Regions from separate parts of the Mus musculus genome. Here regions 1, 3, 4, 5 and 6 are each linked to region 2. A link is a loop called in an ENCODE intact Hi-C map of the cell type or tissue named here. Cell type or tissue: left cerebral cortex. All regions are shown on one strand. Region 1 has its middle 8.3 kb from the start of Rasa2. Region 2 holds the start of Atp1b3 (ATPase, Na+/K+ transporting, beta 3 polypeptide). Region 3 has its middle 26 kb from the start of Gm51656. Region 4 overlaps Gm28729 (predicted gene 28729). Region 5 has its middle 4.5 kb from the start of Gm28729. Region 6 holds the start of Rnf7 (ring finger protein 7).

What was found. A loop is a pair of places that touch in the nucleus more often than their neighbours do. Peaks named below come from ENCODE experiments on the same cell type or tissue, not always from the same donor. Only the 100,000 strongest peaks of a DNase experiment are listed, where the experiment ranks them.
Region 1: it touches region 2 in a loop (1.9-fold over the local background); 3 of 42 quality-filtered maps call a loop at or near these places.
Region 3: a loop joins it to region 2, with 1.9 times the contacts of the local background. A loop is called at or near these places in 12 of 42 quality-filtered maps.
Region 4: a loop joins it to region 2, with 2.6 times the contacts of the local background. A loop is called at or near these places in 18 of 42 quality-filtered maps.
Region 5: it touches region 2 in a loop (2.5-fold over the local background); 3 of 42 quality-filtered maps call a loop at or near these places.
Region 6: it touches region 2 in a loop (7-fold over the local background); 19 of 42 quality-filtered maps call a loop at or near these places.

The regions. Positions count from the first base shown.
Region 1 is chr9:96,637,328-96,642,327 of GRCm38, reverse strand. No RefSeq gene overlaps it. Among named protein-coding and RNA genes, the nearest start is that of Rasa2, 8.3 kb to the right of the region's middle. In left cerebral cortex, no CTCF peak of the experiment used is centred here; a DNase peak (open chromatin) is centred at 2,630.
Region 2 is chr9:96,361,910-96,366,909 of GRCm38, reverse strand. It overlaps Atp1b3 (ATPase, Na+/K+ transporting, beta 3 polypeptide), which reads left to right and starts at 2,479. Exons shown (of 7, transcript NM_007502.5): 1 at 2,479-2,864. The coding sequence starts at 2,756. In left cerebral cortex, a CTCF peak has its summit at 2,256; DNase peaks (open chromatin) are centred at 2,445 and 3,171; H3K4me3 peaks cover 2,954 bases; H3K27ac peaks cover 1,801 bases.
Region 3 is chr9:96,435,216-96,440,215 of GRCm38, reverse strand. No RefSeq gene overlaps it. Among named protein-coding and RNA genes, the nearest start is that of Gm51656, 26 kb to the left of the region's middle. In left cerebral cortex, a CTCF peak has its summit at 2,393; DNase peaks (open chromatin) are centred at 1,765 and 2,160; H3K4me3 peaks cover 1,261 bases; H3K27ac peaks cover 1,494 bases.
Region 4 is chr9:96,489,821-96,494,820 of GRCm38, reverse strand. It overlaps Gm28729 (predicted gene 28729), which reads left to right. Exons shown (of 11, transcript NM_001370882.1): 9 at 360-466; 10 at 2,637-2,749. Among named protein-coding and RNA genes, the nearest start is that of Rnf7, 14 kb to the right of the region's middle. In left cerebral cortex, a CTCF peak has its summit at 2,782 (motif pointing right); a DNase peak (open chromatin) is centred at 2,784.
Region 5 is chr9:96,527,283-96,532,282 of GRCm38, reverse strand. No RefSeq gene overlaps it. Among named protein-coding and RNA genes, the nearest start is that of Gm28729, 4.5 kb to the right of the region's middle. In left cerebral cortex, no CTCF peak of the experiment used is centred here; DNase peaks (open chromatin) are centred at 1,464 and 2,149; H3K4me3 peaks cover 440 bases.
Region 6 is chr9:96,476,697-96,481,696 of GRCm38, reverse strand. Rnf7 (ring finger protein 7) reads left to right here and starts at 3,022. Exons shown (of 3, transcript NM_011279.3): 1 at 3,022-3,289. The coding sequence starts at 3,115. In left cerebral cortex, no CTCF peak of the experiment used is centred here; a DNase peak (open chromatin) is centred at 3,012; H3K4me3 peaks cover 1,691 bases; H3K27ac peaks cover 1,443 bases.

The sequences.
Region 1 (5,000 bases), 280 kb before region 2:
GGTGTGCATGTGTGTGTGTGTGTGTGTGTGTGTGTGTGTGTGTGTGTGTGTGTTTCTTGTGGGGAGGATCTGGAAGTGATTGGGCCGGGAAAGTGTAACCAGAATATATTGTATGAAAAATTATTTTTTTTCAATTAAAAAATAGGAAGCCTGAGAAAGACATGGTAAAATTGAAGAACTGTTCCAGATTAGAGGAAAACAAAGACACCCGGTGGATGCCATTGAGATCCAGGACTTTCTATGAAGATTACTGAGTTAACAGAACAATGAATAAAGCCGGTAGATTTGCTAGGGTATTTAGCAATATTGGTTTTCAGACTTTGTAAGTGTACTAGACAAGGTAAGAGAACTCTTCAGTTTAGAACCATACACTATTTAGGGATAGAGAGCCACTGCTGCCAAAGGGTTCTGGAACACAGAAGGAAAGGTAACGGCGAAGCCAAGAAGAAAGTATTAGTGAGTATTACTGAGTCAAGGGCATATATATATACCTGAAATTACACCTGAATAGAAAATTCCTTAAAATAATTCATTTGGTGCTGGAGAGCTGGCTCAGCGGGTAAGAGCACTGACTGCTTTTCCAGAGGTCCTGAGTTCAATTCCCAGTAACCACATGGTAGCTCACAACCACCTGTAATGGGGATCCAATGTCCTCTTCTGGTGTGTCTGAAGACAGCGACAGTATACTCACATACATGAAATAAATAAATCTTCTGAGAGAGAGAGAGAGAGAATTTTAAAATAATGCATTTCCCTGGGGCTGCGGAGATGGCTCGGTAGATAAAACTCTTACTAGAGAAAGCATGGGGTCTGGAGCTCTGATGCTGAGGGCCCGCATGAAGGCCAGCTAGGTATAAAAATGCATCTGAAGTCCCAGACGGTTGGAGGCAGAGACGGGGAAACCACGAGACAAGCTTGCTACCTAGACTAGCCAAACTGGCAAGCTCCAGCTTCAAGATCTTGCCTCAGTAACTTAAGTGAAGGATAGAAGACAAGGAGACCTGTAACCCCCTAACCTCCACACAAATGCACACAGCTACAACAATACATGTTTGGGCCCGAAAAATGAGATGCAGGTACCTGTGGTTGTCAAGACTCAGTGACATTTTGTGCTGACTTGGAGTCAAGAGTTTCCCTCTGTTCTGGTGAACTGAGCACCTGGGTTCAGGCCATCTAACACCTACCTTTCTCAATGGGATGACGTCAGGCCTCACAAGATACCCCTGAAAGCGCAACCATTTGTCTGCCTTCCGCAGGAACAGTAAGTTATTCAGATTCCAGGCTCTAATGGTCCCTAGGAATGAGAAAGTTCCCTGAACCTAGTGCCTTCTGGAGGGAGTGTGAAATCTGTATGTATACAGGAGTGGCCTTTGGATTTGATGTAGGATGTACTTTGCCACCCTGATTCAGCCTAATCAACTTCTTGTGTCTCAGCTTTCCTAGGTTTTTCTATTAGTAAAAAACCAGAGATCATCTCTGAACTACCCACCATTGCACTTTGAGCGTCCTCAAAGACCCCCCCTTTGGTGGTGCTGTGGTTTCTTCTGTTGTCTGGGGTGATAAACAGCAAGGTGACCCTCCCCTCTCCACTAGCCTGCAACAGAACCACACTGTAGCTGCCTCCTCAATTCCCAGTGTGCATGGAGGACACCTGCTCATGATTTGTAAGAGTCTGAGCCCTACTCTGGGGCTAGTGTTAGACATGTTGCTAGTCTCTTGTAAAAACATAAGAGATGTCTCTGGAGTGTGGAAGTCTGTAGGAATCCCAAGGTGAGAGGCTGAGGCTCTTGCTCTAGGTAACAGGAAAGGTAGACAAGAGAGCAGAAAAGACATGTTCCCCTAAGGACTGAGCTGGTGGGCTAAGGAAGTACAGAAGCTGAAGGGTAAACTGAGGAATGTGGGCGATGCATGTTTGCAACAGGCAACCAGCATCACTGGTGCATGGGGGAGGGGGACTGCTAAGAGCACTGTTTGAGTCTGAGCAGCAGTGACATGCCATCTATGGGGCATTCTCTATCTTCCCCCTGGACCCTGACTCCCCCAGAGAAGGTGGACACCTCAGTGAGAACAAAAAGAGGCCAGAAAAAGGGCAAGAAAGTCAGCAGTGTCCTGCTTCAACTCTGCTGTTAGCCTCCCAGATGGTGACAGGCCTGATACAAAGGAGAATAGAAGCCATAGCTTTGACTGTTCTCCTCAAAATGATGCTTAAATTGTTGAAATGATATTTCGGGGGCACCTAAAAGAGGCTGAAAGGGTGGTGGAAATGGTACCATGCACTTAGAGCTAGAAAAGAAGTAACATCGGGAGAAGAAGGCGAATAAAATTGTTTTGTTGCCTGTTTGGAGCCCTGCATACCCTTGGCTACTGCAGAGTTGGGGCTCTTCACTCAAGGGTCCGCCCCGCCCCGCCCCGCCCCGCCCTGCTAGCATGTCCTCTTTCCTGGAGGCCTGTTCAGTCTCCAGATTGGTGTATCTACTTCTCTACTCAAATACTTCTCTTTCTGCTGCTCTGGGGCTAAACCCCCATTCAGCCCTTTCACATCAAAAATGCCAAGGAAGTGGCTCAGAAATTGTGCATGCCATCCAACATGTCTGTTTGCCAGCACTGACCTCCCCCAGTCCTCACCACTGGAAAACTTCCCAGTGGGCAATGGGGCTTCTGAAGATGCTAACAAAGAGGACCGACTGGGACTGTGCTCTGCGGGCAGGGTGCATTGGCTCAAATCCTAGAGAGTCTGTGTGGGTCAGCTTTGCTCAGAGACAGCATGAGAAGAACAGTAACAAATGCTGACGTTAGCTATGAAGTGTTGTCGCGTCTAGTGGAGCATGTAGCATCTACCTGCAGAGGCCGGCTCGAGGAGCTTTGTCAGTATTTTACGGCCAGCACACTGCCTGTGCTTTGTAGAGAGAGAAGAAACTCAGCAAAGAATTCCCCTTGTGCCTGAATCCTTGACTCTTAGCCCTCATTGCCCTTCCATTCCCAGCTTTGTTTCATGAGGGACTTTGGGTCGGCTCTTTAGCACCCTTCCCCCCAGTTACGTTTTATTTGCTTGCATGTGTGTGCCTGGAGGCCGAAGAGGCGTTGGATCCCCTAGAACTGGAGTTACAGACCATCATGAGTCGTCATGTGGGAGCTGGGAATTGAACCTCAGTCCTCTGGAAGAGCAGCCGGTGGCTCTTAACCACTGAGCCGTCTCTCCAGCCTCAGCCAGTTCTTCGTGAAGTTATACTCTCTCTTGGCTGAGACTTGAGAAGATTTTGAAAGTATCATTTAACCAACTACCATTCTAATGTATTCTCGGGGCACTAAGGAGAGGAGGGGGCACCGGAACTTTCTCTGAGCAGAGCCACGTGGGTCCACATTTCCTTGACTCCTGGAGGTGCCCATGCGGATCTGTACTAGCCAGGTTAGTGACAGGAACACTGGGAGGCCCTAGCAGTATCTTAAGAGTGCGGGACTCCATTAGACCATGTCCTGAAGGTCCCATGGCTGCTGGGTTGGCAGGGGCTGCCTGGCCTGAGGTACTCTAGCCTGGCACTTAACTACTGAATAACTGATGGGTGGCTCTGGGATGCTGGATGAGTGGATAGGGCTGCCCAGACAAATGAAGAAATGTCCTGGCACAGAGTCCATGAACCAAGTGCAGAGTTGCTCAACGGTTCCACCCTTTCGTGGCTGTTGTTTTATCAGTGAAAAGTGACAAGAAGAGTGGACTGGAGGAGGGGTGAACGCACCATCATAATTCAAAAGGAAGGGAGCCTCGGGACACCTGAAGTCACTCTGGCCAAAGGGCATATGCTGCCTTATGCTCCCGCAGCCGGGCCTTTAACCGCTTCCTCCAGGAGCTAAACTTCTTTGAAAGTATTTTAAACAGATGAGCTGGAGCCTTCGGGATAAAAAAAAAAAATGTCCACATATTTTACCAGTTTTGTCATGGCCTTGTTTGGTTCTGAAGTAAAATCTTAAAAGCTCTCTGAGTCTTTCATCAACTTCCCCATGTCCAGCTTTGCTAAGAAGAAAACTGCTGCCTGGACTTAGAGGAAGAGCGAATAACTAATTCACCAACGTATTAAGATGGGATGAATGGGGGCACCAGATCATCACTGATGAAAGCAACTTGCCTCCCAGCCAGTCTAGGGGAAATGATTCTTCCTCATTAGTGCACAGATATACGAACATGACCTACATTTAACTACTAAAAAAGCACAAACACATCTCCTGACTTATCAAAGAAACACCAGTAACCTGGGGGGCCCAGGGCGTCAGCCAACCCATTTGAGCCCAGCAGCCAGGAGCCAGGAGCCAGTGGCTCTCTGTGAATTCCAGGCCAGCCAGGCCTACAGAATGAGACCCTGTCTCAGAAGTAAAATAAAACAGAGGCTGGAGAAATGGCTAAGCCATTAAGAGCGTTTGTTCTTGCAAAGGACCTGAGCTTGGTTCGCAGTACACTAATGGAGGCTAGCTAACAACTATCTATAGATTTAGTTCCAGGGGACCCAATGCCCTCTTCTGACCTCTTCTGGGTGCCAGGTACTCGTGTGGTGCGCACATACACACATACATGCAAGCAAGCAAAACATCCACTAGACACATAAAAAATATTTAAATGAAAGTAAATATTAAAATATAATAAAATTAAAAACTTCGGACCAAAAGATAGCTCTTACAAGTCAGTTAGAGGCTAGTAATAGGATGTATTAGTATTCAGAAATAGGATGGAACTGACCAGCTCTAGAAATAGTTTCTAGCATCAGGATGTATTCATTTCATTAACAGAAACGGCAATTTTCACACATCGCACCTTGAATGAGCTGACTTGTGGTTTGAAACAAATGAATGGGCTTAAAACTAGCTAAGAAGTCAGAAAAGACAGGGCAGTGAATGACTGCTCATCAGAATAGAGAAGAGGTGGGGAGAGATAGGTTTTAAAGACATTCATTAATAATATGGGGAAGGAAGTGAACTGCAAGATCGTGTCTGCTGCAATATTGTTCCCGTTA
Region 2 (5,000 bases):
TACCTTCCATCCATAATTAATCAATCATAAAAACAAAATGAAAATAAGGAGCTGGCTCAGCAGTTAAGAGCACTTGCTGCTCTTCCAGAACCCACGTTCAATTCCCACTGCTTAAATGACAGCTCACAACTGTAACTCCAATTCCAGGAGATGCCCTCTTCTGTCCCCCATGGGCACTGTACACGTGTTACACAGACAGTGCAGGGAAAACATCTACACATATATAAAAAAAAAGGGGGGGGGGAATTAACAATACAAGATGTTCATCTCTCAAATTCAAATTTATGTATCTTGCTTTTTTATCTTGGTAAAGCAATTTCTCTTGTAAAGCTACCTACAAGGAATATAACTGACCAAATTTGATATTCCATCTGCTCATATTTGGCAGGCTAATATCCCAAGATAATCAGTGTTTACTCTTCCAGGCCATGCTCAATTATCTCGGAACACAGAAACAAAGAGGTCCCATATTGTTCGAGTATAGTATTTTTGCCAAATTGAAATCCGTTGAAACTGACTGCCATACTGACTAAACTAGCCATGAGTTTTCAAAGTGTTTACTGAATTATATTTGTATTTAAACCCTTATTTAGAAAAACCACAGAACACTAAGTATAAAAGCTGTATTTATGGCTATTAAAAACACAGAGACTGAAACTCTCAGCTGGCCACTAACATCTTTGAAATGTCATTTCATAACATTGTTTTCTATGTATTAGGTAATTATTTCTTAAAGCATGCTTGTTATACATGCACACACACAAAATAAGCAGATATATTTTTATATTTTATCCCAGATAGATGATGTATCTTTCATCGGTTTGCATATATAAAAAGCTCATAGTTAATCCTATCAGTATTCTAGCTACCCTAGTGTGCAGTTCAGGTTTTGAGGTAAAATTATTTCCATTCCTTAGCTTTTAGCCTTACCTATAATCTAGAGAAGCATTCTAGGCTTCTTGTGTAATATTTTGGTATTTCTAAAATCAGCTTCATGTCAAACTCTACAAATTGCTTCTGAAAATTTTTTTGGTGTTATTAGACCAAAAAAGTAACCGGAGGCAGAGAGAGGTGAGTGCAGGCCTTTAAGTCACAGCACTCCAGAGGCAGAGGCAGCACTCTGTGATCTGGAAACTAGCCTGGTCTGCAGAGTGAGTTCCAAGGCAGCCAGGGCAACACAGAGAAACCCTGTCTTGGAAAACAAACAAATAACTGGAGGGCGGAGGATGTAGTTCAGTTGGTGACATGCTTGTCATGTGCATGGTCCTTGGTTCCCTCCTCTCCCAATAACCCTAACCCCAGAAAAACAACAGTTGAAAACAAACAAAAATCCCCTGTAAATCAGGCATGGTAGCACATGCCTGTGATCTCAGTACCCAGGAAGTCGAGGCAGGAGGACAAGAGTGTGGGATACACAATGTCAAGTCAGCTGAAGCTACACAGCAAGATTCTGTCACAAACAAAACCAAACTGGATTTTGGATAGTCATAAACGTATGGGTGGGCGTGGTTAATGAAATTATTGCAAACAAAATGGGATTGCATTTATTCATTCATTATTGCTATTTAACAGAGGTTATTTAACATCTCTTTTCCGGAAACAAAAACAAAAAATCAAAATAACCTCACCTTCTGTTCAAACTTCCATTTTGAGTCTTTTAAAATCCCATTTATGGTGTTTCAGAATTTCAGAATGCAGCCTGAATTCCTGGCTCCGCCTAGGCGTAGCGGCCACCAGTGGCAAAGAAAACACCAGCCGAGTGGTTCAGGCATCTATCCCTAACTCTAACAACCTTAACCTTGTACTCCATCAAGTATTGTAGTTAACAATTGGAGTGACCGAGCCAGAAAAGAAAAAAAAAAAAAAAAGCAAGGCTTTAGTGAGCGGAAATCTTGGGAAAATATTTATATTGATTTCATTGATATGCTCGACTGAATCTGGAGAAAAAGTATACTGTACTCCATTTGGTTAACGATAGCATATTTAGAATAAAACTGCCATGACCCTCAGGCAACCCAAAAGCAGCTAGTCCACACTAGACGCTACAAACGCTGCCCGAGGCCCTGCAGCAGGTGCCGTTTAAAGACGTCACAGAGCCCCAAGGAGAACGCGCCACGGCGTATTGCAGAAGGCTCCGGGGCCAAGTATGTGCTCCAGGCTTTGACCACTAAGTCTCAGGCTGGGCTTCCACTAAGCCCAGCCACGGCCTGGGCTTCCAGTGGAGAGCGCTGTAGCCTCCTACGCCCACCTTCCTCGGGCCACCACCCTGCCGGTCAGTGTGCCCGGCAGACTTCCGCCCGCAGCCCCGCCGCGCTGGCTTCCTCGCACCTGGGCGGGGGCTACAGGGGCAAGTAGCCCGGCTGGGGCGTGGCTTGGCTGGGGGCGTGGCTCTGGCGTCAAGGGCGGACCTTGGAGATGTGGGCGTGGCGTGTTGTCGGGGGCGGGGTCATCCGGGCGGCTCTGGGCCTTTGGGCCGCGCCCAGCCGGGCGGGAGGCAGCGGCCGCGGTGCGCGCCAGCGGCGCGGGGATTGGCTGCGGCGGGCGGAGACGTCAGGCTCCCGGGGCCCCTGCGGCCGCCCGGCGCGGCGCGGCGCAGTCGGCTCTAGTGGTCTCGTAACGAAGAGTTGTTCCCGGCCGTGCCGTCCTCCGCTGTTGTCGCTGGGCTGCGCCGCCGCCGTCGCCAGGACGCGCCGCCGAGCCCCTCGTCGCCTCCAGCCCCGCGGCCTCCGTTCACCTCGACTTCCACACGCCCATCATGACGAAGACTGAGAAGAAATCCTTCCACCAGAGCCTGGCCGAGTGGAAGCTGTTCATCTACAACCCGAGCAGCGGAGAGTTTCTGGGGCGCACCTCCAAGAGCTGGGGTGAGCGCGCGGCGGGGCGGGCGGCGCGGCGGACGGCCCCATTCATTGCGGGCGGCCCGGCGGTCCGGCTCCGAGGCTGGGCGGCCGCTTGGCCAGCCCGAGCGGGGCACACGTGCTGCCGGTTCCCGCCGCGAGCGGCGCCGGAAGCGGGACCGGCCGGCCGGGCCGGGCCTCCTTTGTAGGGCGCGCGCCCTGGAGGCGCGGGCCGCGCGGACTGGGGAAGCCGGACCTGCCCCTCGCCTGCCTGGGGAGAGGAAATTTCCACTGCCCGCTATCTTGTGACTCGGCGGCGCTGCCACCCAGACGGCCGGGACAGTGCGGGCGAGCTCCGGGCGTGTGTGGGTTGCAGGGACGTGTGACGGGGAGTTAATCACTGGGGCACATTGTCCGCGAAAAAGCACTTGAATTCCGACTGAGAAAGGCCGGCTCCGAGAGGGCTTCTTCCTCCTCCTCCTTCTCCTCCTCCTCGGAGATCACAGCGCTTTTCTGCCTTGCAGATTTTGCTTTGGGGAAAGACGGTCCTATTAAACACCCCCTCCTCCCGTACCTTCAAAACATCCGAGTGGTGGTTGAATGTTAACAGATTTTCTCTGTGCGAACTCATTGTTTTAAAACGAAATAGTGAATCCGAGTTGATCGGTCTTCTGGGTTTTGTGCTGCTTTTAAGGTGAGGGGTCAAAAAAAATGTTAGTGAAGGTGGACAAGTGTATTCCATTTATTGCCTTTCTATTTAGACAATTTTACCTTTTTGAAATCCTTTTTTAAGAGTATTTTGTTAATGGGTAAGGACAGATTTTTTTTTTTCCATTCTGAGTAAGAATGGATTTTTAGAGCTGAGAGCCGTTGGGGCATGGCATTTTTAAGAGAAGCATTGAAGACCATAAGTGAGATATGGCTCACAAAATGACTTGTTCACTGAAGTGAGCTCCTCTAGGGTGCAAGGCTCTTTGACACTCTATCACAAGCTGAAAGGAGCCATGGAAGGTTTGGGGGGTTTTGTTTTGTTTTCTTAAATTCCAACCTCTAGTTCAGAAATGAAACCCAGAGGTTGTGATTCTTTGTAAAATTACATATTCCATGGGGCCAAGAAAAGAGCCCAGTCTCCTTTAATCCCAGTCCAGTGGTTGTATTATTTTACGTATGCCTTGCCTGACTGCCCAGTAATCATGCACAATTTTTATTTAAATTGCTGTCTTTTCTTGAGAGCTCTGTATGTGCTCAAGAAATAAATCTTCCACCGCGGTTAAAGGGAGAAGGATGAAGATAATTGCTTGTTTCCAGAGAGCACTTTGAACTGAAGAGATTTTTGGGTGGTGGAGAGAGGTTCATTTTTGTAAGCTGCCTTTTGCCTTTCTCTCTTGCCTTCTCACTTCTAGAGTCCATTATCTTTACTTCGACGGTAGGGCTTCTCCTGCAGGATCTTCCTGTGGCCTCGACTGACCTCTGATTAACTAATTGTTGGTGGCCCTCTTGCCTCAGTCACTTACATGAGTGGACCATCATGGCAGCTCCAACAGTGCTGTTTTAACCTTTGTGTTAGGATATAGGTTTCCTTGGTAATATGCATTTAAGCAGAGAACCTGTACAAAGTGGGAGTAAGGATAAAGTTGAGGTTAGCCTAGGAAGAACTAAGCAAGACCTCTTTATAGAATCAGTACTTATCCTTGTGCTCACATAGTAAATTTTGAGTTCATTATAGTAATCCTAAACCAGTGCAGAAGATCCCACCCCGCACAGAGACATTAAGAATGTGTGTGAGAGGAAGACAAACTAAATCCTCAGCCTTGAAGGCTGTGTCTCTAGACATGTAGGGTCTGCCATTGAGAGGCCGCCTACATGCAGACTCAACATCAGTTTGGACATCTATGTGCCTGTGGGGCGTTCTGCCGAGACGGGCGCTTTTTACTTAAAATCGTCAAGGCCCTGGAAGAGGCAACTGCCTGACCCACCGCTAGCATTCCAGTATGTCTTTCTGCAATCTGTATAATGTTTCTTTTTTTAAGCAAGAAGGAATCATAGCCATATAAGTATGTTACAAACACCATCCCATGTTAATAAAGGTCTATATCCCCATTATTATTAATAGTTTACTTGACTACTGTCCCACTGCATATATACCGCTTTCCCCTTCATTAT
Region 3 (5,000 bases), 73 kb before region 2:
TGTGTGTGTGTGTGTGTGTGTGTGTGTGTGTGTGAGGATGAGAGGAGCCCCTGTCCTCCATCTATCTTTGCAGGAAAGTTTTGAACCAGGGAGTGAGGAGAAAAAGGAGAGGTAACAAAATCATCCTCAAGGGAGAATCAGTGAGAGGGGCTTGGGATGGGACTAAGGAGGGAGTGAAGCTGAGGTCTGGAGAACGGGGACAGACAGCGACAGATCCCAGGAAGCTGTGGGAGACTGCGTGGAGAGGCTTGCAGGGAATGATGGGAGAGGGCTGGCATGGGACATACAGTCTAGGTGCTGGCATTTAATTTCATAAAGACACAGGTAGGAAGCCTAGAGCATCCTTTTGATCACATCCGGTAAGTGAAGCGTGGTCCTGGATGGAGGAGTAGAGTCCTTGAGTGGCAGAATCCTGGTCCTGTCCCCTGGCTGCTGCATGCCGGATGGTAGGCAAGCTGACTCCTCATGAGGGATGCCAGGCTATGGGACAGGGACTGGGCTGACATCCAGCCAGTCTCCCCACTCAGAACCCATCAGAGTGTCTTCCTGATGATCACAGTCCTGCAGTGGCACCGGTAGTTTAAACACCTTCTCTAAGCCTGGTCAATAATGCCTATCTGTCTAGTCAGGCTGATGAGATGATTAAGAAACAGGGCAGCCGGATATGGTGGCACACACCTTTAATCCCAGCACTCAGGAGGCAGAGTCAGGTGGATCTCTAGAGTTCAAAGCCAGCCTGCTAGTCTACAGAGCATGTTCCAAGACAGCCAGGACTACACAGAGAAACCCTGTCAAAACAAAACAAAAGCAAAAACAAAAACAAAAAAAAATCATAAAAAGGAAAGAAGGAAAAGGGGAGGGGGCTCAAGTGATAAGTGTATAGCCCCCTCCCAATTTGGGAGTCTGAGACCGGAGAATTACAAGTTCCAGGCCAGCCTGGGCTACTTAGTGAGCTCCTGTTTCAAAAAGAAAGAGAGGGAAGCAGGAGTCATTGGAAGAGTGGATGTCTAGGATGCACAAAGCCTTGGGTTCTATTCCCAGACTGGGTATGGTGGGCACACCTGTGATCCCAGCTCTTAGGGAATAAGACGGGAATACCAAAGTTCAAGTTCATTCTTGGCTACATTTTTAGATTTGAAGCAAGTCTGGACTACCGGAAACAAGGTCTCAAGACAAACAAAAAGAAAAAGCAGTCAATGACAGCCCCATGGCCACAGTTCCCACTGCTCTTTTGGCCAGTGGTCCCTGCAGTTGCATCTCTGAGACCGTGAGCCTCCAGGTCTGAGCTAAGTGAATGCAGTTTGCCTAATGTTCGGGCTGAATCTGGGCACCTACAGTTGTCTTACCTCCTCTCAGCCAGGAAATGCAAGCACGTGGGGTCCCACTTCAGTTTTATTCAGCTGAATTAGAGGCACAGTCAGAAATCTGTAACATCCTCGTGGGATGGGGGTGGGGTGGAGGACTAGAGAGGAGGGAGGGAGAGAGGGGAGGGGCAGTGTTGATCCACAGATCATGAAAACACTGAGGAACGCTCTCGAGTGAAAGCCCAGCTGCCTAGCTAGGCTATGCCACACCCTCTTCTTCAACATAATCAGTCTTAAAGGGTTCTGTTTGGTTTTCTTGTGTCACTGAAGTAATCAAAACCCAGGCATAGTGACAATTGGCTAACACCTGTTGAGGGCCCCCCGTGGGCCAAGATTTGGGAAGGCATCCAAGACACTGTTGGCGCTTTAATCTTCCCTAGGTAGCTTCAGCCTCAGAGGGGTTGAGCAGCTGGCTGGGGGTGTGACTGGCTAGAAACCTCTAGAGCTAGGAACTGAACCAGGACAAACGGATGCCAGGAGAGACACATTCTCCCCCCAGACAATCGAAGTAGTATTACGGACACCCTTTTGTGGACTCTTCGTGGGATTCTATGAAACCACGTCCTCTCAGGATTGTCAAAGAAAACAGGAAGCCCCTCTGGGGAGGCTCACCCCCCTGTTCCCCAAGCCAGGAAGTGGCTGGCAGAAAGAGCGATACGTAGCAAGGGCAGGAGCACCCGGGTTGAGAGCTTGGGGCCGTATCGGGCGGAGCCCTGAGCCAAGTCCCCTGGGGTCCCAGGGCTACATTCCTCTGAGGTCTGCGGAGGCCACTGCTTAAAGGCGCAGAAGTGCAGCTGGGAACGAGAACAAAGCGGCCAGACCCCCCTCGGAGGAAGGAAGGAGCGAGCCCCAGGAAGCAGCTGATAGCGCTAAGCTCAGCTTGTTTTTTCCTCTGCTCAACAGTTCTCCTGCCACGGCAAACAAAAGACGTACGTTCTGATTCCCTTCGGTGTTTGGATTGCGGCCGCAGACTGGATCTGCTTTGTGAAGAGCTGAGGGTAGCTTCTGGCTCGACCTGCCGCTTGATGGCAACGCTGTCCGCCTTGCCTGTCCCCAGCCAGGAGCCCCACGAGGGCATTGCTCTAGATCAAGGGATGAGATGTCGAGATTTCTACCCGTTGACTCGTGACCTTGGCATTGAAGGACCTGCAGCGTAGGCCTTAAAAACTGTTAAGATAGGAACCCTTGTTCCATGGAGATGCCCTGTCCCCGCTATTATCTCAGCCAAGGTCACAGCCCGCTGCTGTGCAGGGCCACACTGGGACTGGTGCCACCTTTATCCCATGGGTCAAGGCAATGGCAATAGATGTCAGGTTCCTGGAGGATCGGGGTCCGAATCCCGGTCTGTCCGCCTTCAAGGTCACCAGTAAGTGACAGGTGGGTCTAAGCAATCCCCTGAGCATGATGAACGCAGAGACTTTGTACTCCCGGGTGTGAGCGGTGAGGGAGTGGGCAGACCTTGTCAGTGTCCTAATCCATAGTCTCAGGACAGGGACAGGCCAAGATGCGACAGCAATGCTGGGCATGGTTTGTTTTGCTCCAGCAGGTGTTGAACGTGTGGCTATGCCAAAGGCCACCAGCAAACCCACACGAAGCAAACACAAAGCTTCCACTGATGGGTCTGTGGGCTGCCGATTCTTGTGGGCTTTACAGTGCGGCAACGGCAGTGCTGGTCACATGGACCGAGAGACTGTTTTGATGCCAGAGACTAATGCTCCGATCCGATCCGTCACCACAGGAGTTAAAGGAGCAGCCAAGAGATCAGCGTGGTTGAACCCCCGCTCTAAGCTGCCTGCCGTTCTCTCCTCCCCTCCCACTCTGAGACTGCAGTTCACATGCCGAAGACAAATGGCATAAAGGGCAGGCAATTAATTTTTTCAGCTGGAGACTGATGGAATGTGGGTGTTTGGCATGCACCTCTGTCTCCAGTCTCCTCAGGGAAATACCTCCCGGAGGGCCCTTCAAATTCCTCATCTGCCCTTTAGGACCAATATGTAATTCAGTCCTGAAAAATCAGTCGGAATGGGTCTTGTGTCCACTATACCAAGAGCCCAAGGACTGCACAGACGACAGGCCCATTCGTTTATTTGTGGTTTTGGTTTGTTTGTTTTTGTTTTCTAACCCAAGGTTTCATGTAGTTTAGGCTGGCCTCAAACTCACTATGTGGACAAGGCTGGCCTTGGACTTCTGATCCTCCTTCTTGTTGGGGTTACAGGTGTGTGTAACTGAGGGGACAGTTCGTCATGACTTTCCTTGGAGAGAGAGAAAGGTCGTCTTAGAATATACCTCAGGGTCTAGATTCCAAGTCCCCAGAACCTCTGTTGGGTTGGACCAGGCCAGCCAACCTGGTGAACAAAGGCAAGCAGAGCATAAAGAATTTACTGGATAGGATGCAGAGAAGCCCTGGGGACGGGGTGCACACCTTTAATCCTAGCACTCCGGAGGCTGGGGCTGGTTGATGTCTGAGTTCTAGGCCTACTCTGGTTGATAGAGTGAGTTCTAGAACAGCTAGGGCCACACAGAGAAACCCTGTCTTAAAGGGGGGGGGGTGGCTGAGGAAGGGGGGAACCATGCAGGGAAGTGTATTAACATAACAGCCAACAGGACCTGGAACTGGAGAAAAACTACTGCATCCATGTTGATAGAGGTATGAAGATGTCAGAGGTAAACATACAGGCTCAGGCTGAGCAGGGATAAAACTCAATAGTAAAACACATATCTAGCAACACGGGTTTAAGGCCCAGAGCTGCTGCAGCTGCTGTGGCGGAGGCCGAGGCAGCTGTTGCTGTTGAAGAAGAGGAGGAGGAGGAGGAGGAGGAAGAAGGAAGAGGAAGATGATGTAGGTCTGTTGGGATGGGCTGTAGCTGTGTGTTAAAGCATGTGTTAAGGCTTGCCTTTGATTCCCAGAAGCGTATTAACAAGGCAGACAGGCATGGTGGCGCATTTCGGCATTTGGAAAGCAGGAGCCAGAGGATCAAAATTTTAAAACAAGCCTGGGCTACATGAGACCCTTAAAAAGAAAACAAATAAAATGCATTCTTCTGTTGGAAACTTAGGAGGGTGACCTCAGGCAATCTTTAATGTCTTTTGATTCTGTTTTCTAAGCTGCAAGATGGAGCGGCAGAGGTGGGGAGGGCAACTGTCTTGTAGGGTCATTACGAAGAATAAATAAAAACAAGACTCATACAAGCATTTAAACTATTTAGCATGTAATAAGCACCTAATTGTATCCAGTATTGTGTTCAGTTTTTCCTCGTAGCTCACAATTATTTGCACATGGTAGGCCAGTGCCCTGCCACTGAGCTATATCTAGGCAAGTCCCGTTATCTTTTGGAGATTTACAGTGAGGCGCCGACGACATGATGACTAGTTTCAGGGTCGGGAAGAGTGAGGCCATAGAAGGAACAGGACTGTCCATGCTTGATAATCGTTGAAGCCAGGTGAAGGGTGCAGTCTGTAAATCAGGTGCTCCACCAGCCCTCCCTTCAGCAACTCGGGCCCTGCAGCAGAGGTCATGACCCACCACTGCCAGAAGCAGCGTCTGTAGAGTTCTGCGCTTTCCTATGCAGGTTGCACCCTGTAAAAGGTCCACCTTTCCTTGTTCTCTTTCATTCTGTCTCCCATTCTCTCTCTTTC
Region 4 (5,000 bases), 130 kb before region 2:
TCCTTGTCAATCTCTCCCATTGCTTTGGCTTCTTTTATTTATGTATTTATTTATTTATTTTTGATTTTTTTGAGACAGGGTTTCTCTGTGTAGCCCTGGCTGTCCTGGAACTCACTCTGTAGACCAGGCTGGCCTCGAACTCAGAAATCTGCCTGCCTCTGCCTCCCAAGTGCTTGGATTAAAGGCGTGTGCCACCACGCCCAGCTTTGCTTTGACTTCTTACTGGTATATAAAGTATAAATGACTATGAAGTCTTATAAGATGGAGGTAATTTTCTGAAATTAGGGTTGCCTTCCTTTGAGGGACCGTGAGCCGTGCTGGGCTCAAAGCCTTTTCGTTTCATCCTTTTCTCTTTGCAGCTTGATCAAATACTCAACTCACTTAAGAGAGATGGACCTTGGGAACAATGTCCTGGGAGAAACGGCTGCAGTGGACATCCTGGAAGCACTGAGAGTCAGGAAGACGGGTGAGGTTTCATGCCCTTCCCTCAGGCCCTGAACCAGTCGCAAGTGTCTCGATGTTGTTGTCTCTTGGTGTTTAAATAAGAAATCTCATCTGTGAATTGTCGCAGGCTAGCTACCACTGTGCCAACATGCTGAGACTCGTACAGAGCTCAAGAACGTTTGCAATGCTGTGTGTACCCTTGGATCATTTGAGTAATGATTTCTAGGCAATCTACTCACAGCCTCTGAAGTAGCTGGTTTACAGCATGCCTCCCAGCGCAGCTGGGTTTTACTGTTTTTTTGTTTGTTTGTTTGTTTGTTTGTTTGTTTTCGCTTTTTATGAATTTTTTCTCTGTTGCTTTTGGGTTTTTTTTTTTCTTTCTTATTCTCCAAGAAAGTTTTCTCCTGTTCTCTAGTCTCCTCTCAACCCAACCTAAAGTACAAAAATCAACTGTAAAACGGAAGTAACAACCATGCTAAGACCATAGTTGAGCCACACTGGAGAGCTGAGACTGGAGCCTTTCACGTTGGAGGCCATCCTGGGCTATCTAAGGATACCATGAAGAGTGTGGGGGAGGGGGAGAAGAAGGGGGGAGAAGGGGAGGGACGGAGGGGAGGAGGAGGTAGCACATGAGCAAGGATCACAGGGAACTTCTAAGTCACTGAAGTCTAAGTCTCTAAGTCTGGCTCTAGCTGGCAGGCAGTGCTGAGTGTCCTATGGCCGTGTAACCCTTCGAAAAGGAGAGAAGGGAGGTCACTTAACAGTGACCACCCCTAGCCTCTCTTTTAGTATGCATCGCCAGAACTGGTGACAGCTCTTCTAGCTGCTTCTACAGGGGAGAGCAAGAAATGCCATTTTCAATGCAGCTTGATGTAAGACATGGACAGATTTTAAAGTGAGAGGGAGGAGGACTCAGTTCTGGGTCAGGCTGAGTGGGGGAGAGTTCAGCAGCGCCAGCATGCTGTCATTTCTCCAGTAAAAAGGTCAGAGGTCACATTTTTCCTTCCCCGGCAGTGTTGTAAAAGAGGGTCACAGGAGTGTGGTCTGCTGTGCTGCTCCACCTCAAACCAAAGCCATGCATCTTTAATGACCAATTAAATGACTCTAAGATTTTTTTTTCAATTATCCTTTTCTTTTAGAGGAACAGAACACCCACTTCTTGTTCCATTAGAGCAGGCATGAGGTCCAGCAGGATAATTCTGTTAAACCTGACTGTAAGTGCGATAAGCGCTTTGGTTTTCCTGGTGCCGACGCCACCCCTTCATCCTACCTGGTAGTAAAAACCCATTATTGGGCTGCTGGCAATCTCCACAGCATTAGTGCAGGGAGCGTAAGGACAGACAGCCTCTGGTGACAGGATGGGAAGTGATTTTTCACTCAGTACCTCTCTGGGATGGAAAACGTCTTCCACGCTTAGTAAATGGCTCAATTTACATAAATGAGAGGCTAATTATGGCGCGCCCACCTGAAAATGAAAGTACTCATTTAAACAGCATTAAAAAGCAATCTATGGCTTAGGAAATCAGCAGTTTTGAAACTTAGTCTAAGTGTGCATCGTGAGTAGCCTTAATGCGTGTATGTCATGAGCTAGAGTCATTATGGGCTGTTTCTGACGGAGCACTTTAATTATGTTTGAACACAGTGAAGAGTCTTCAAAAAAAGGGGGGGTAGCTGCTAAGATTTTACAGGGTGACTCACTTGGACTTTAACCCTAAAGGCATCGTTTTAAACCTTAAAAGACAATGGAAACACTAATTATAAAAAATAATGTTCTTCCAGTGTTTTCTCTCTTCCTACCATTTATTTGCAAGTCAACAATTTCTAATTCTCCTTTCACGAAATCAGAATAACTTACTTACTTGGTAACAAGTGAGTTTGGTTTGCTTATGCCTTTTTCTTTCCCTCCCTCATCTTCTCCTCTTCCTCTAGTTGAGGTCTTGATTTTTTTTTTTTTTTTTTTTTTTGAGACAGGATCTCTGTAGCCCAGGGTGACCTTGAGCTGGCTATATATGTTTGTATGTAATTGAGGCTAGTCTTCCTGCTTCAGCCTCTGGAGTCCAAAGACTGCAGATGAGTACCAACCATGCCCGGCTTTAGCAAGGAGCCAACTCTAATGATGGAATTCGGACCATCCGAGCAGCCCTGAACAGCGTTAGCCGTTCTCCTCATTCTTGCTTATTCTCTCTGCCCAGGTAAACTACCACCCTTAAAAGTTACAGTCACTCCCCGGATCTCTTCGGACACCTTCAGATCTATCTGGAAACTTAGCAAGAAATCTAATAGGAGGCGTAAAAAGAAGAAAAAGGTAAAATCTTCAGCGTCTGCACAGTTGAGTAGCAGCCACCAGGGGGCGCAAGATGAAGCGTGGGCCTCAGTGGAAATTAATGGCGCCTTCGATCCCAGAGTTTAGGGTCTAGGCCATCCTCCCCTAACCCACAGTCAAACGGATGATGGCTGTGTCACGAGGCAAGCAGTAAGACAACATCATCTCTCAAACATTAGTGAAAACTGCCTCAGCTCCTCTGCCCTGCTGAATTCGTGTTCCTGCAGGCCTGCTGCGGGTCTGCCAGGAGCCTCATGTCTGCTCTTAGGTGCCAGGGCTGCCCGGAGGAAGAAGAGGATTTGCATATGCTTACTCTCCACTGCGTAAAACTGAACTTTCTTTTTTAATGGGGCAAATATTTAATAGCACTGTTACGAAATGAGCTGTTTACAAGTAATAGGTAGAGGACTTTTGATACAGAAATTTAGAAGTGTGCACATGCATTTAAAAACCTAGACTGCGGGCTGGCGAGATGGCTCAGGAGGTAAGAGCACTGACTGCTCTTCCAGAAGTCCTGAGTTCAAATCCCAGCAACCACATGGTGGCTCACAACCACCTGTAATGAAATCTGATGCCCTCTTCTGGTGCGTCCAAAGACAGCTACAGTGTACTTATGTATAATAATAAATAAATCTTAAAAAAGCAAAAACAAAAACCTAGACTGCTGTACACCAAAATATCAGCATTGTTACTACCATCCAATGAGTAAATATTCTCCCCACCCGGGCTTGTATGTGTGTCGTCTATTTAGTTAGTTAGTTTTGAGGCTTGGTCTTACTCTGTATATCAGACTGGCAGACTGGGCTTAAACTTCTGGCAATCCTTTGTCTCCTTGAGATTACAGGCGTGAGCTACCATGCCTTTTTTGTTGTTGATGTTGTTGTTGTTTTGTTTTGCTTTGTTTTCTTCTTTATGTATTTTTTAAACACAACTATTTCTGACCCAGAACATAGTGGCTCATACCATCATCCTAATATTACTTGAGACGCTGAGGCAAGAGAATTGCCACAAGTTCAAGGCCAGCCTGGGCTATCTAGTGAGTTCAGGCCAATCTGGTACACAATGTGAAACTGCCTCAAAAACTAAAACAGAAGTAGTCCACAGTTGTAGAGAGAGAGAGAGGATGAGGAGCTAGAGAGACTCTAAATGCCGGCAGCGCAAACCCACTAAGCCAACCCGGGCACCAGCCGTCAGGTCGGAACACAAAAAGCAGGGCATGCAGGCAGGTGTCAAGCCCGTGACGGAATGAATGTCACAGACACTGCTGCCTGCCTGCGTTTGCTGTCCTCTGAGTAGTCACGTTTATTGGGTAAACCAACATTAGCCAGCTCAGTAGGAAGTGTTGCTCCGGGCTTTGCTTTTGAATTGCTGGAAAGTATAACTAGTTTGCAGCTGTATCCCACCCAAAGCTAGCTGGAAGTCATTTGCTCTTACAACTCATGGCTATGTTTCTGACCTCTGCTCATTTTAAAGAGCCACTGCCTATGTATTTTGTTTTATTAGCCCAGATCTAGAAAAGGTCGTTATCCCTCATAAAGAAACTTAGGGCAATGTGTGCTGCGCAATGTCTCAGGACAGGTGCTAAGTGCATTGATGAGAGACTTCTGAGTTCTCCGAAGTAATAGAAGCACCCCAATAAAAACACTAATTAAACACAATTAAAATCGATAACACCAATTAAATGCATTAAGATGAATATCATTGCCCTGTTCTCTCTCTCTCTCTCTCTTCCTTTCTTTCTCTCCCCCTTCCCTCCCCACCCCCCCAGCTCATAGAAACCTACCTGCTCCTGCCTCCCTTGTGCTGGGATTACAGCTGTGCGTTTTGCTCTGACCTCTCTCTTTCTTAATTGCTTTTTTTAAAAAAAGATTTATTATATGTAAGTACACTGTAGCTGTCTTCAGACACTCCAGAAGAGGGCATCAAACCCCATGATGGATGGTTGTGAGCCACCATGTGGTTGCTGGGATTTGAACTCAGGACCTCTGGAAGAGCAGTCAGTGCTCTTAAGCATTGAGCCATCTCTCCAGCCCTCTTAATTGCTTTTTGCTGACTTACCAGAGAACAGAAAATTCCTGTATACCACCAGGACACTCAACAGTCTCAATCAGACCTTCCTCCCACAGCGTTAAGACTGCCAAGTAACAAAACTACACAACCCTCATCCACTTAGGAAGTCCCAGACTGAGCCTCAGAAATCCAAATAAATGAGATGAGAAAGGCTCATTGTTTT
Region 5 (5,000 bases), 170 kb before region 2:
GTGTTCAACTCATTCTTTGGATCTTCTTCTCCCCATAGTCTCCCACGTTGCTTTCACAGCTTGTATCGAGTATATGTGTGCTTTTGCCCTCTGAGCCTTTTGTTTCAAGAGTCTTGGGGCCATAAAATCCAGGACAAATTTTTAAAAAAATTCTATTCTTTTTGGGATTTCTGTTGGTTTTTTTTGTTTGTTTGTTTTGAGACAAGGTCTTGCTATGTAACTCAGGTTACCCTCAGACTCATTGTGTAGCCCCAGACTGGCCTCAAACTCACAGTAATCCCCCTGCCTCAGCTTCCAAAGAACTAAGTTTACAGATATTCACCATCATCCCCAGCTAGGAAGACGTTTTTCCTCCCTTTTGATGTAATGAGTGGTTCACATGTCAATACGTATCAGGTTATACACTCAAATTTACTCAGTTTCCCATATGTCAGTAACACAAGTGTGTGGTGTGTCTCTGTGTGTGCAGATCCCTCTGTGTGTAGTGTGATGATCTGCATCTTTGAAAGAACAGCCACACTTCTGTTAGTGTCCCTTTTCCTCCTGACTTGGAATGAATTGTGGACTCATATAAAAATTTGTAGTATGCTATTAAGGGACAGAGAAAGGGCAAGGGAGGGGAAGAAGGAGGGAGGACGGAGGGAGGGAGGGTGTGTATTCTGGGTGAAGTGTGCACCTGTCTTTGAGAAGGAGGGGCAGAGAATGAAGACCTCCTCTGCTTTGTGGTAGTACGGGTGAACAGTCAACAACTTGAGTACCTATGGTCTGCCAGGCTGAACATTTTATGAACAGCGCTTATTTTTCGTTCTCACATGACTTCTAAATAGGATTATTGGACCCATTTTTACCGAGGGTGAAATTAGTGTCAGGAAGATACTGTGTGGCAGGTGACCGGAATTTATAACAGGACGTTAGTGGGACCATTTCTAGCTGGTGGGTTTACAAGTGAATTTTGTTTATGCTTATTTATTTCTGAAAATTTTTATAATAATAAAAGTATCTATGGCTAACCAACAATATCCTTGCCTTAAAATAATTATAGCCACTCTCTGATGGTATTTCAGTGCTCACATTGGTCCAGGAGGTAGAAGTGAGACCCAGCAGAAATCAAAGATGACAAAGGCAGGCAGGGTCAGTTCTCGGGCTCCCGAATCCAGTGGACTTCAGACCCCAAGGCAGCCTCCCAACCTCCTGATTCCTAGGGACGCGTTCCGTTCTAGGTGAAACGTGCACCAGGCTAGATTGGCTGAAGTCCTATTTATTATTTCCTCTTCACACTATTTGAAGAATATTTCCCATGGCCCCCACTTGATGGTTTTCCGCATGCAGATGGTTCTTTAAAGGCCCACGTGATACACAGCTGACATTTTATAGCCCTTCGCTCCCTTTTCTTCAGTTTATGACTGAGCTTTTTATAGCAAACAATGCAATTTGTCAAGGAGCCAAAAAAGCACCAGTTAGCAGAAAGTCCTTCCCAAAAAAAGTAGCAGAAGTAGCAGTTGGGGCGAAGAGGCCCTGACCAGTTTCACTCCAAAGACACGTGACAGGGGCGGGAGCGTGGAGCCCTGTGAAATTAACTCCTTCATCCTTAGAGGGGAGAGCAAGGGCCATCTGCACAGGACCTCTCCCACTGAAAAATGGGAATGCAGTGTATGTTGTGGACAGCCCTGGGGCTAATTATATTGATGTTAATTCCGTTCTCCTGTGAGGGGCTGCGAACAAGGAATGAGTCAGCACTCAGGTGATTTCCACTAATTTGTAAAATAAAGGAAAGCTGATGAGTGGGCAGATAAAGGGAAGATAGAGCTGAAGGTGGGGGAGAGAAGAAAGAGAAAATGGAAGATGGAGAGGACACAGAGGAGGAGAAAGAAGTAGAAAAGCGGAGCAGAAGTGCAAGGCAGAAGAAACCGCAAGTTCTAAGGGGTCTCATAGATGTGACAGATGGTAGTGTAGCAGATCTGCCCAATCTAGGCGCACAGCATGTATTCATATTAACTGAGTCGTGTTTTCATTGCCGGGGCATATTTGGGTTGGAGATTTACCACAACAAGTGTTCCCAAGTTTATGTCTGCCTTTTCACTTGCTAGGAAGCAAACATTGTTCCCTAACCTCTTTTCTGGGGCCGTGGGGGTTGGTTGTCTCACCATATGGGATTTGTCACCATCTGTGTGCCAGTGAGGACTGTGGCTGATTCGATTTTCCACGACAGGATTGGCCAACTACAGTGCAAGGGCCAACCATGGTTTTGTATTCTCAGTAATCTGGTGGATATATTAGTTTTTCAGTTGCATTTCTTTTTATTTTATGTGCATGGGTGTTTAGCCTGCATGTATTTCACCTGTATGCAGTATCTGCGGAGGCCAGAAGAGGATGTCAGCCCTGGAAAAGACAGTTGTGAGGCCAAGCAGAAATGCCATCTCGGCAGCCCACAGTCGCAGTTTTCATAATTGGTAAAATGGTAAATTGGTTAAATTTAAAAAAAAAAAAAAAAGGTAAAATTTTGTAAATGGTAAAATACCCAGAAAAAAAAATCACTTTGACCACTCTTTTGTTTGTTTGTTTGTTTGTCTGTCTGTTTTGGTGTTGTGGGTTTTGTTTGTTTGTTTGTTTTGGTTTTTCAAGACAGGATTTCTTTGTGTAGCCCTGGCTGACCTGGAACTCACTTTGTAGACCAATCCGCCTGCCTCTGCCTCCCAAGCACTGGGATTAAAGGCGTGTGCCACCACTGCCCGGCTCACTTTGACCACTTTTAAATGTACAATTCAGTAGTGTTAAGTACAGATTGTTGTTCACATAGTCATAGAACCATTTTCTGTAATGTTCTTGTCTTGCAAATCTGAAACTCAGGCTGCTGAGATGGTTCAGGGATAAATCATTTGCCTGATGACCTGGGTTTGAGTCTAAGAACCAACAGTGACTGTAGAAGAAGAAAATCAACTCCACAGCATTGCCCTCTGACTTCTGTGTGCAAGCCTCATGTGTGGTGAAATGAGAAGGGCCTCTGTAGGTTCACATCCCTAGTTAATGGAACTGTTTTGTTGCCTTGTTCATGCTGTCTGTCCACAGCAATAGAAAAGTAACTAAGATAGTAGGCTCCACTCACAGCAGCACACGGGCCATGGTATACACACATACACTCTCATCTCCCCCCTCCTTCCTCTCTCTTTCTCTGTATTTGGTAGTAGTCATGCTATGCTTTAAAAAGTTCTCTTCATTACAGCTATGTATTTGTGTGTATAAGGGTAGGGACTTGTGTGCCACAGGGCAGGTGTGGAACTAACCTGCAAATGTTAGTTCTACCCTTCCTGCATGTAAGGCCCAGGGATTGGACTCATTGAACTGAACATCTTGCCAACCCAGACCACAAGGTTTTTTGGGTTTTGTTTTTTAAACAAGGTCTCACTGTGTCACCTTGATTAGCCTGGACATCTCTACATAGACCAGACTGGCGACAATGTCACAACCACCCACCTGCCTTTGCCTCTGTAGTGCTGGGATTAAAGGTGTGCAGACAGACCCATTGTTTGTTTGTTTGTTTGTTTGTTTGTGTTTTTGTTCTTGTTGAGACAGGGTCTTGCTGTGTAGGCCAGGCTGGCCTCAAACTTGCGATGCTCTTGCCTCACCTCCCGGGTTAGAGGTGGACCATTGTGCCACCTCTGGTGGTTTTTCTTTGTCTTTCTGAGACAGAATTTTGCTATGGAGCCTAGATTGGCTTAGAACTAGGAAGACAAGGCTGGCTTCAAATCAACAGCAATCTTCCTGCCTCTGCTTCCCAAGGGCCAGGGTTACAGGAGTGGGCCACTGTACTGAGGAACACCTTCTATATTTGTAATTGTTGAAAATTAGAAGAAAAGTAACATTTCGTGGGATTTGAAATCCTGTATTCGTGAGTATTGTCTTCTGGGAACACGCTGGTATGCCTTCATTTACATATCGTCTAAGCTTTTGCACTAAATGCCAGATTGCAATGGTTTCAACAGATATAAAGTGTTTACTATCTGCCGTTTGTACACAATAGATCGCCAATGCTACTGTAAGGTCAGGATGACAGCCAGCCAACCTGTACTGAAAACTACCTAGTGACCCACTACCTGCCTTGCTCTTGAACTCCCTCTCCCTTCTAGATCCTCAGCTGTCCCTGCATTCAGTATCCCAGCTCCTCATCACCCCACCCCAGGCCCCTGCAGGCTCTGAGGATGCCACCCCCCCCAGCAGCCCCCACCATTTGCTGGATCTGAGATCTGCTCCCCACACCCAACCCCCAGCAGACCAGAAGACTTAACAATGAGGAAGCACCTCTGATGGACTCCAGGCCTTGTTCCCAGGCTGTCCTGAGCTGCCATCCCATCTGCCTCCCATCTCACTATAGGAGTGCTAACTCAAGAGATGCATAAAGGTCTGGCTTTTCACTTGGGTTCAGGGATGGAACTCAGTCTGTGAGGCTCGTATGGCTAGCTAGCACCTGCACTCACTAAGCCACCTCCCTGGTCCAGAGTTCAAACTTCCACCAGGACCTTGAGTGGGCTTTGAACAGCTGATCTGAGATTCATGTGAAGAGTTGGTTGGGGCCGTAGTTCAGTACCATCAAACAAACAAACAAAAATATCAAATGGATGTGAAAGCAAAACGGGCCAAGAGCAGCCTTTGTCTGTGAGGGACAATCATTCCAGACCATCAGGACTAAATCTACAGGAAGGGAGAGGGGATTGCAAAACACTATAAGGAGCTCAACTCAGGCCTCTCAGATGTACTATAGCATACTTTTATTTATTTGTGTTATTGTTGTTACTTTGCAGTGCTGGGAATTGAAGCCAGACCGTAGCACATGCTAAGTAAGTGGTCTATCCCTAAGCTACATCCCCAGTGACTAAATTTTTATTTTTTGCTGAGAGCAAAAGCAAAGCAAGATGATTGGGTTTGTTCTGTCAAGCTGCTCCAGCCGTACTTGTAAGCTGGAATCGGCTCTGTGGTAAATGAGGTTGTGAAGAAGAAAGAAACAA
Region 6 (5,000 bases), 110 kb before region 2:
GAAATTTTTTCCCCCCAAATGGGGAAATCAGCTGTTCGGGACTGTCATTACCTTTCTCTCCAAAGGGCAGAGTATGTCAGAGTGGCCAGTCTGAACAGGGTCCTGGACAAGGGTGCCAGGTGACAGTTGCAGGTCAATGTGGTGGCAGGACTTCAGTGGAGGTAAGCCATCTTTTGGAGGATGGTGGCAGATGGAAGGGGAGCTAGAGGAAGATTGTGAAGCAGGCTACAGAGAGTGCTAATCACACTGTGACAGGGTGGGTAGGGAGACACGGTGACCCAGGCAGCAGGTGAGGCTCAGAGAAATAGAGTGGAAAGTTCAGCTGATGCTGGAAACTTTCAACGGAAGAATGAGTAGAGTATTACCTCTGAATGGGATGGAAGGCAGAGAGGGACAAAGGTAAATGTGGGTTGTGATGACATTGAAGGGAAACTTGTAGGAAGGGAAGCTGAATTTTGCAAGAAAGGCAATGACACCTCCAAATACCAAGTTGGGGCCACTGTGGGATACTGACAAAGACTGGTTGCCCTCCAAGCAAACATGACTGTCATGTGCAGCTTTGAGAAGAGGTGCAGGTACAGGAGGCTGTTTCAACAGAGTGGTGAAATAGCCGACTCCAACTGAGTCCAGAAGAGAGTCTGGGCTAGCCTGAGTCACAGGGAGAGAGCCGAGCTGGCTCAGAGGCTAAGAGCACTGGCTGTTCATCCAGAGGACCCTGGTTCAATGCCCAGCACCCACACGGCAGCTCATTATAGTCTGTAATTCCCGTTCTAGGGCTTCTGATACCCTCATGAAGACACACACATCTGCAGGCAAAACACCAAAGGACCATCCTGAGTTCATTCCTGCCTTTGCTTTGAGGGATAGTGATCTAGATGTATAAGCCAAACAGTTTTCTCCCTCAGGGGCTTTGGAACGCTGCCTTTATCATAGAAACAGAAAGAAAACTAACGCCCTCCCTCCTCTTCTTAAACCTCCTCTTCCTTTATTCACCAGGTGTACAAACTCCAAGCCCAGGCTGCCTTTTGTCTCTTCTGTGAATTCTAACTTCTACAAATTAAAGCCTGCCATTTTTCTGACTAACCTCGGCTGTGTAGTTCACAGGCTGCCGCCAAGGACTGAATTTAAGAAGCCCCGGAGAGCTTTTCCTCTTCAGCCACAGGGAAGATTATTTTCATAAAGATGAATGGCAGGAAGGAATGAGGAGTGGAGAAATAAACAGTGGAAACTCAATCGCGATGGGAATAAGGTCTTTCCTGAAGGGCTCAAACGTGTTTGTGTTAAAGGGAAGTCTCTAAAACAAAACCAAGCATCTCTCTCCCAGTGTTCTCAACAAAGGAATAAAGACTCTCCCGCAGAGGAAGTGACCACAGAAACGCCATCTTGTGCCATCTTGTCCCGACTCCCTGTGCATTGGCTTAGGCACTTCTCAGTCCTCTCCTCACCCACCTCCATGCCCACATCTACCCTCCCAGCACATTTGGGACTTCTGTGGCCTGGACCATGGTCCCGATGTATAAACCAAAATAATTAATGTAAACTAAAATAACTGAAGAAGGCACAAGTCAAAAGTAACTTTCATGTTACGTCTGGAAAAAAAAATCACCATGTTCTGTCAGAAATGAACGTTTCAAGATTGTTCTGTCATCTGACTTTCATGTGAGTTGTGGTCTTTGTGGGGTTTGCCTTTAGAAACACCGTATCCCTGAGCTGCGACACCAAGAGACTCTGAGGCATGCGCCGGAATTTGGTCCTGCACGAATAAAGGACTCGTACTTTTTTGTTTGTTTTTGTTTTTCGAGACAAGGCTTCTCTGTGTAGCCTTGGTTGCCCGAAACTTGATTTGTAGACCAGGCTGGCCTTATAACTCACAAGGATCCACCTGCTGCTGTCTCCCAAGTGCTCAGAGTAAGGTGTGCACGGCCACTGCCCCATATACTTCTAATTGGCTTAACCGGTAAGGATGGACACCACCACCCCCGTTGGTAAGAGTAGCCTGAAGGATGGCGGTGGACGTGAGCTGAGCACGAGGCAGGAACATTTGTTTTGCTTTTTCATCCAAGCTTTCCTTCAATGCTGGCCAAGTGATCTGAGACAAAGCCTGGTGGGAGGGACCTAACCACAGTCCCAGGGGCCCACTGCCTGGCCCTTCCCTGGCTGGCTCACTCTGCTTTCTCCCCAGCACACATTTGCTTAAGCATTGCGTTCTTGCCCTTCTGCTTACCTATTCTCTGTCACCTGAGAACAATAACAAACAAACAAACAAACAAACAAATGTAGTGTCTGGAGGGATGACTCAGTGGTTAAAACCATGGTCTGTTCTTCCAAACGACCGGGGTTCAATCCTCAGCACCTCCATGGCAGATCACAACTGTCTGTAACTCCAGGTCCTTTCCAAGGAATCTGACACCTCACAGCAATGCACATAAAATAAAGTTTAAAAAAACATATATTTTGTTTGTTTGCTTGCTTGCTTGCTTGCTTGCTTGTTGCGAGACAGGGTTTCTCTGTATAGCCCTGGCTGTCCTGGAACGCACTTTGTAACCAGGCTGGCCTTGAACTCAGAAATCCGCCTGCCTCTGCCTCCCGAGTGCTGGGATTAAAGGTGTGAGCTACCACGCCCGGCTGCCGAAAAACCAAAAATAAATAAATAAATAAATAAATAAATAAATAAATAAATAAATAAATAAATGAATCTGAATTCAAGGCCAACCATTTTGTAAGATACGGAGGTTACAGTGATGAGAATTCTGTCCCTACTCTTGATAGTTTTACATTTGGGAGAAAGGAGACAAATGAAGACAGGGACGATGTGATTTCTGAGACTCCCCCGAGTTTAATACAATGTAACTCCAGACAATGCTCGCTTACTGACCCGGGCCTGCCCTACAGCAACTGGCCTTTGGCCACTTTAGCAAGCGCTGGGGTTCTCTGTACAGGCCTTGCCCAGCCCCTCGTGACGTCACTGGCGCGCGCCATCCAATCATCGCCGTCTGGCTCCGCCCGCCCGCCCGTGCCTGCGGGAGGCTCCGTGGCGTGTGTTGTGGCCCCGCTGAGCCACCGTACCTCCCGCCTCCGCGCCCAACGTCCGCGTCGCCGTTCTGCGCCGCCGCCATGGCCGACGTGGAGGACGGCGAGGAACCCTGCGTCCTTTCTTCGCACTCCGGGAGCGCAGGCTCCAAGTCGGGAGGCGACAAGATGTTCTCTCTCAAGAAGTGGAACGCGGTAGCCATGTGGAGCTGGGACGTTGAGTGCGATACCTGTGCCATCTGCAGGGTCCAGGTGATGGGTAAGCGATGCAGGCGAAGCCGGGACCGCGAGCTGGGCCGAGCCGGCGAGTGCTGGGCCGGGCCGGGCCGCCAGACACGGGATGGTTCCTATGGGGGCGGGGGGGAGGGGGCGTGACCGGGATACCCGAGGGGAACCTCCGGCCCTGCGGCCAGCAAATCTCCCAGCGGATCCCTCGCGTAGATCTGAGGGTTGGGATGTTCGTCTTTGAGATGCTCTCACGTTCCTCAGGATTAGAGCTTGCCCATTTAGCCGAGGTTGGCTTAGAACCCAGGAGGGCGCACCTCCCAAAAACTGGAAATTGCGAGCCTGCGCCACTATACGGATTCTGTCTCATAACCGAAATGAGGCTCAGTGACCGGAGAGATGTTTCCACAGTTAAGAGCACAAGCTTGTTCTTAACAGAGAACCCGGGTTCGATTTTCCACACCCACATGGCAACTCACCACCCTCTAACTCCTGTTCCAATAACTCCAGCACCCCATTATGGCCCTTGAGGGCATTAGGCACATTTGGTATGCAAACCCAGATGCAGGTAGCATAAACATAAAATTTTAGATTACTGTGAGGTTGCTTTACAGGGCGACTGGGGAGTAGTTGAAATAGATTTCTGCAGTTTGAAAATGTGCGCGTTTCTTGGCTTTGAGACTTTAAACGTAGCATCAAGAGATTCCACAGTCTATTCTTTGTCTTTGGACTTGCTTCATCAGGGCTCCCAAACTTTACTTTTTACATTTAATTGTAGACCCAGACACTAGTTTCTATGTAGAATCTGATTTGACTAAAACACTAAAATCCAGCTGTTCCACCCCTCATCCTTGCTTAGGAGCTGGGCAGTGATTTCCATTTTAGGGTTGAGTGTGGTTGCGAATGTCTGAAATGCCAGCACTCGGGAGGCTGAGGCATGGGGGCAGAGGCAGCACAAGCTTTGCTTAGAAATTTTATTCTGGCCAGGTGTGGTGATATCTTTAAACTTAGTACTCGAGAAGCAAAGATAAACAGATCTCTGTGCGCCTTAGGCCAGCCTGGTCTACACAACCAAGGCTAAGTAGTGGGACCCCATCTTAAAAACAAATAATGAATAAATCTTTTTTGTTTGTTTTGGTTTTTTCGAGACAGGGTTTCTCTGTGTAGCCCTGGCTGTCCTGGAACTCACTTTGTAGACCAGGCTGGCCTCCAACTCAGAAATCCACCTGCCTCTGCCTCCCGAGTGCTGAAATTAAAGGGGTCCACCACCACGCCCGCTTTTTTTTTTTAAATCATCATCATCATTATTTTATTACCCTGTTGTTAATGGTGCATTCTTTAATCCCAGCACTTGGGAGCCATAGGCAGGTGGGTCTCTTGAGTTCCATGACAACCTGATCTAACAGCAAATTCCAGGATAGCCAGTACTACACAAGAAACCCTGTCTTTAAAAACAACAAAATTTACTTAGAGTTGTGGTGGGGGCGGACACATAGAAGAACTCTGTGTGTGTGTGTGTGTGTGTGTGTGTGTGTGTGTGTGTGTGTGTGTGTGAGTGTGAGTGTGACATAGAAGAAGAGTATTGGGAGTTGCTTCTTTTCTCCTGCCATGTGGGTCCCAAGGCTTAAACTCATGCAAGCACTTTAATTTTTGAGCAGTCTATCTGGCCAGAGATTGGCTTTTTGTTTGTTTGTTTTTCGAGACAGGGTTTCTCTGTGTAGACCAGGCTGGCCTCGAACTCAGAA